Regions from separate parts of the Homo sapiens genome. Here region 2 is linked to region 1. A link is an interaction called in ENCODE POLR2A ChIA-PET data of the cell type or tissue named here. Cell type or tissue: MCF 10A. All regions are shown on one strand. Links, peaks and the distances in the headings refer to the core of each region. The heading gives the core; the rest is flanking DNA. Region 1 overlaps FAM81A (family with sequence similarity 81 member A). Region 2 overlaps MYO1E (myosin IE).

Region 1 (2,916 bases), core at 274-2,773:
AGGGCAGTACTTATTCTTCCTCCTTGTGGCTGCAGGGCCCCATTAGATGCTATGTGACTTTGCTCTCTCTACTCACTGGAGTGCCTTAAGTAGGTAGTCTTGAGAGTAGTGGAAGGGGCTTGTGGACGGGTGGTGCAGCCAGTGGGAAGCACAGGGCCTGTCTCCAGGTGAGGTACCAGGAGGATGCCTCTTTACATCCTATTCCCTCAGCTCTCCCAGCTGAGAGGCAGTGGGGAACGAGCCCGCCCCTACAACCTGTCCACCCCTCCATGGGGCAGGAGACTGGCTTAGTTATAGGGTGCGAAGCAGTGAGCCTGGACCCTCCTCCTGAGACTCCTAACCATGGGATCCTGCTGGCTCCCCAGGCTTTCCTGCCTGCCTATCCCAACTGTTCAGGAAGGTAGCACCTGGATTGGGAACAGACTAGAGACAGGCACACTAAACCACCATCTTCTCTTGCCTTCTGCACCAATCCAAGGGTTTCTTGAGATTACATTCCTGGGTATCTGCTTGTTACTACTTATTTCTAGAAATTTTGATGGTTTCTGATGTACTGACAATTTGCAGGCCCATTTGGAAATGAATAGGAAAGCCCAAGTAGAGATGTAATTATGCTTACATAATTTGTTTTTGTGCTCCCTCTTCTTAACTCTATTTTCTTTTCTTTTTTGAAGTATAACATACATAAAGAAAATACTTGTGTATTTTTTTCAGGATTTTCAAACTTCTTAGTAAAAAAAAAGAAATTAGGAATGTAAATATTCTGTGTTTCCCTCAGTGGAAACCTGCTTGAGGCACTGACAGTAAAAAGGAAAATTTCACTGGGCGGCCACAGTAGCTCACACCTGTAATCCCAGCACTTTGGGAGGCCGAGGCGGGTGGATCACAAGATCAGGAGTTCGAGACCAGCCTGGCCAAAATGGTGAAACCCCCGTCTCTACTAAAAATACAAAAATTAGTCAGGCGTGATGGCACGCACCTGTAGTCCCAGCTACTCAGGAGGCTGAGGCAGAAGAATTGCTTGAACCCAGGAGGCAGAGGTTGCAGTGAACCGAGATTGTGCCACTGCACTCCAGCCTGGGCAACAGAGCAAGACTCCGTCAAAAAAAAAAAAAATTCACCAGAAAGAATTTAGAATTGCAAGACCTATCTATTATTTCTGTAGCTTCCAGCTTTTTCTCAATGAACCTGCTCTATGAAGAGGAACACAAACTAGTTACAATCACCTGTGAATGACAAAATGTGAGTCATATGAATACATTCTTGCAAGACAACTTCGCATCTGACTAATGTGGTTCTGGCACTCTCCCACTGATGAGAAGGCGCTGGCAAGCTCCGGTGCACTCTCTCTTAATAGGAAGTAACACCTATTAGTTAGAGTCAATAGAAAGTAACACTTATTCTTTTTGTATGTAGTGGTGCAAACCTTTGCCTATAGTAAGGCATAAGACCAGTGGTTCTCAAATATCTTTGGGATACATAAGTCTCACCCAGATGGCTTGTTACGCATGCAAATTCTTGGACCCCATCTCCAGAAAACCAAAGCTAGAGAACGAGCCCAGCGCCTAATACACTGTATTAGACACTATAGAGCTGGGCATGGTGGCTCACGCCCATAATCCCAGCACTTTGGGAGGTCAAGGCAGGTGGATCACCTGAGGTCAGGAGTTCAAGACCAGCCTGGCCAACATGGTGAAACCCCGTCTCTACTAAAAATACAAAAATTAGCCAGGCATGGTGGCGGGCACCTGTAATCCCAGCTACTCAGGAGGCTGAGGCAGGAGAATTGCTTGGACCCAGGTAGTGGAGATCGTAGTGAGCCAAGATCACACCATTGTCCTCCAGCCTGGATGACAAGAGCAAAACCCCATCTCAAAAAACAAAACAAAATAGACACTTCAGAAATGACAAAGGCTATAACCAATCTTATTTCATCTGAGTTGTTTTTCAATCTCTAAGCAATGAAAATGGAAAGCAATTCACAAAAAAAGGGGCTTAAAAAAACACACATTTTTTAAAAGGTTCAACCTTTCTAGTAAAGCAAAGAAATAAGAAGTACAAATCATACTATTATAGCATACCACTCTGGTGTGGGATGTTGATAGTGGGAGAGGCTGCGCATGTGTGGGAGCAGAGAGTATACTTTCTGCTCAATTTTGCTATGAACCAAAAAATGCTCTAAAAAATAAAGTCTATTTTTTAAACCTCAAAAATAGCATTTTCACTTATTAAAGAAGCAAATATTTTAAATCTATAATATTAAAAATATATCAAAAATCAAAAAGGTTTCAGCATCTTCTGCTTGCCTAAAAAATAGAAATAAAAAAGGCACAGCTGGCCCTTCCCAATACAACTTTCCTGGAGACCAATGCCAAAAAATATATATTCATAATGTTCATAACCTTTGACCCAGTAACTCTAGTTCTTGGAATTAATATTAAATGAAATAATAAGAAAAATGTATGCATAAAGATGTCTTCAGAGTGTGATACACATGTCAAGTATTTCACAAGGTACATTATTATGGAAACACTAAGATGTTCATAAAGGGTTTTTAGCAACAAGGGAAAGTGTGTACAACTTAATACTAAGCAAAAAGAAAGCATAGAAAATAAATATGGAGCATGATTCCAGCTGTGTATTAAGAGGCATATAAAATACTAGAATGTGAAAGTTTTGCTTATCTCTAGGGTGGAATTATGGTTTATTCTTTTTTTTTGTATGTCCAACAATGGACATACATTACTTTTATAGCCAGAAAAAAAAATGTGCTTTAAAAAATGCTTAGAAATTTAAAAAAGCCCATTTAACTCTCCAAATTCTTATGCAGATTAATAAGGTATTGTATTAGAACCGCTCTGGGGTCGGGTGCGATGGCTCACTCCTGTAATCCCAGCACTCTGGGAGACCGAGGCA
Region 2 (2,916 bases), core at 205-2,704, 290 kb after region 1:
TTGCTCTCTTACATTGGTTCCCATACTTGAGCCTGCCTCAGGATCCCCAGGAGGCCTTGTTAAAGCTGAGATTGCTGGGCTCCATCCCGAGTTTCTGATGCAGTGGGTCTCAGGTGGGGCCCATGAATGTGCATCTTAAAAATCTTGCAGGTGGTGCTGGTGATGATGGCCCAGGCACTGCACTTTGAGAATCACTGATCTAGAGCAAAGAACTAGACTGTGTCCCGGTGCTGACCTATCACTAAGTTGTTAGAGCGAGACTCTTCATCTCCTTAGCCCTCAGTTCCTTCCTCTTAAGAGGGTCCATCTAGAATAGGATCTCCTTCAGTCTGACAGAATGAAGGCTTCCAGACAGTGGCTGTCAGTCTGCCTCTGTCTCTGTCACTTTTACACTCACCTCTCACACATACCCACACTTGTACACCCACCCACACATACATCCACATGTACACACACACAACAGAACAGTGATATTAAATCAATATCCCAATATGATTACTCCAACCAAATCTTTAGTCAACCTTAGAAATAAACCATGAGAGTCTTGGAAGCAGAGGTATTGCCAAAGGGGGCCTTAGCCCACCTTCCCCCATTTCAAACTCTATCCACCTGCTCTTCCCAGCAAATACTCTTAAATGAAAACATCTCACTTGCCCTACAAATGCATTTTGACAGTCTTGGAAAAAGACTCCCTCTGCAAGACGGAGTTGGCATAGCCTAGGGAACAACTGGGCATTGTCTGATCAATGCCCCCTAGCACACCCTCCTCTACCCCACGTAGATAGTTCTACTGAAAGCCCCTCTAAAATAGAAATTTTGCAATAGCTGCTTGGAAGTTCACCAACCCTGATGCTACTTCCTTGTAAAAATCCAACATAATTCATTGGAATATCAGAAAATGGAGAAATTAAATGAGTGGTACATTTTATTCAGTAAATCCTCATAGGATGAGGATGGTATTTTCTCTTTTCTTTTTTTTTTTTTTAAATGATTCCCCTTTGAATTGCAGCAAAGAATTTTATGACATGCATTCAAATAAACTGGTTTTAAGAAGTTCAAGGTATTAGTTGGTCGAGCGTTGATTTATAATTCCAGTAAGACCGCTTTCTGGGATTCCACCCTTAATCCTGGTTTGGGTTTATTGTGTAACAAATGGTTTCACTCCATCCATGAGTCAGGAGTGTTAGGGTCCGTGAAAGGGCAGTGTGCTTCACTGGCTGGGATTACACACCCAGTTGAAGCTCCTGGTAAAGAGGGTTACTCATTCCACAAGTTTATGAGGTGTAGGGTTTTTCTTTTCCTGTTGCAAATGCGTTTTTGTTTGGCTTCTGGCAAGGTTGCTTGCCCTGCATTCTGAATTGCTGCCTTGCAGAGTTCTCTAGCCCTGATCAATTTGAGTAAACGGCCAGGGACAGTCTTGGAAAAAGACTCCCTCTGCAAGATGGAGTTGGCATAGCCTAGGGAACAACTGGGCATTGTCTGATCAACGACTACTGAGGAGGTGACAGTGCTCCAGGAATATGCAAAAATCAACTTGTGTCGCTTTGATGACCCCCAAATTTTAAACATTACAGGACTTGCTAGACTCATTTCTACCAGAAAATTTCCTGATGGTGGAAGTTATAATGAATGAAACAATGTTTTAACATGAGGAATATTCCTTCCTATGTGATTCATGGGAGAGGAACGTTTCTGCTTGAATTAATGGGTGATGCATTCCCTGCCTCGAAAGCTTGGCGTGAAGCCAGTGTTTATGAAAAGTACTTTAAAATGAGCAGAACCTTTAAATGCATTTTTCATGCATTTTTCTCACTAGAGAAAAGGCCAGTGGCGAGTTTTAGATTTGGAGGGTGAGAGAAAGGAAAATTAATTATTTTTCAATTTAATTACCTTTTTAATTGACATGACATTTCTTTCTCTCTCTCTCTCTCTCTCTCTCTCTCTCTCTCTCTGTCTCTGTCTGTCTGACTTATATGGGCAAAGGTGGATATTTAGTACAGACGGGGTTTCACTGTGTTGGCCAGGCTGGTCTCGAACTCCTGACCTCATGATTTGCCCGCCTCGGCCTCCCAAAGTGCTGGGATTACAAGCGTGAGCCACTATGCCCGGCTTAACTCTTTGCACACAGAGGCTTTCTGAAAGTTAATAATCTTAGAGGAATCAACATTTCTGGCTCTTGGCTCTGTAAGACCCATCAAACTGGAGACTCTTAAACACCACTCCCATTGTGACATCCTTCCCATCAGCCAAGGTTGCACCCCCACTTCGAGCTTCATCTGTCCCCCTCCTCCTGTCCCACAGCACCCTGCCACTGGCCTTTCCTATTCTTGTACCTTTGCTTTCACAGCCCTCTGCCTTGTCCTGTATACCTCATGGATTCAACTCGCCCCTCCAGGCCCAGGCACATCACAGTGCTCCTGAGAATCCCTGTGCTGTGAAAAATCCACTTCCTTCTCTATTCTCCTATCCTGGTTTACATATTGTAGCTGGGAATGGATGACGATAATAACAGCTTTACATGCTCGTGCTACGAACTAAGTGCTTTCCATAGAAAGTACTCGTCTAGAAATAAAGAATTTATGCCACCATTCCTGTTTTTACAGAAGAGGAAACTGAGAGGCACAGAGAAGTTGCATCGTGGCAGGGCCAGTGGCGCAGCAGGAATGCAGCACCAGAACCTGGCTCCTAACCACTGTGCTGCCTGTGTGGGCTCCAGCAGGAATCATAGCATTGTCCTTTTTTGGTGACCCTAGCATGTTGCAATAGGCACTGTGTGTGACTGGCCCACAGTAGACATCCGCAAGTATGAGACTTAATTGGAAATGGTGGTTTTTGTGAGAGCCTTACTGGGAAGACAGCTGTTGGGAACCTGCGTGACATCGGAATGAGGATGCTTCTGATTGTCTTTTCAGCTCA

What was found. ChIA-PET counts read pairs that join two places held together with the same protein. Peaks named below come from ENCODE experiments on the same cell type or tissue, not always from the same donor. Only the 100,000 strongest peaks of a DNase experiment are listed, where the experiment ranks them.
Region 2: POLR2A ChIA-PET joins it to region 1 with 7 read pairs; 2 of 35 experiments call an interaction of 5 or more read pairs at or near these places.

What each region holds. Positions count from the first base shown.
Region 1 is chr15:59,481,244-59,484,159 of GRCh38, reverse strand. All of the region lies in intron 3 of FAM81A (family with sequence similarity 81 member A), which reads right to left. Among named protein-coding and RNA genes, the nearest start is that of FAM81A, 45 kb to the right of the region's middle. RefSeq lists enhancers at 1,104-1,153, 1,214-1,263. In MCF 10A, for the core only: no CTCF peak of the experiment used is centred there; a DNase peak (open chromatin) is centred at 1,289.
Region 2 is chr15:59,190,369-59,193,284 of GRCh38, reverse strand. All of the region lies in intron 17 of MYO1E (myosin IE), which reads left to right. Among named protein-coding and RNA genes, the nearest start is that of LDHAL6B, 15 kb to the left of the region's middle. In MCF 10A, for the core only: no CTCF peak of the experiment used is centred there; DNase peaks (open chromatin) are centred at 1,204 and 1,714.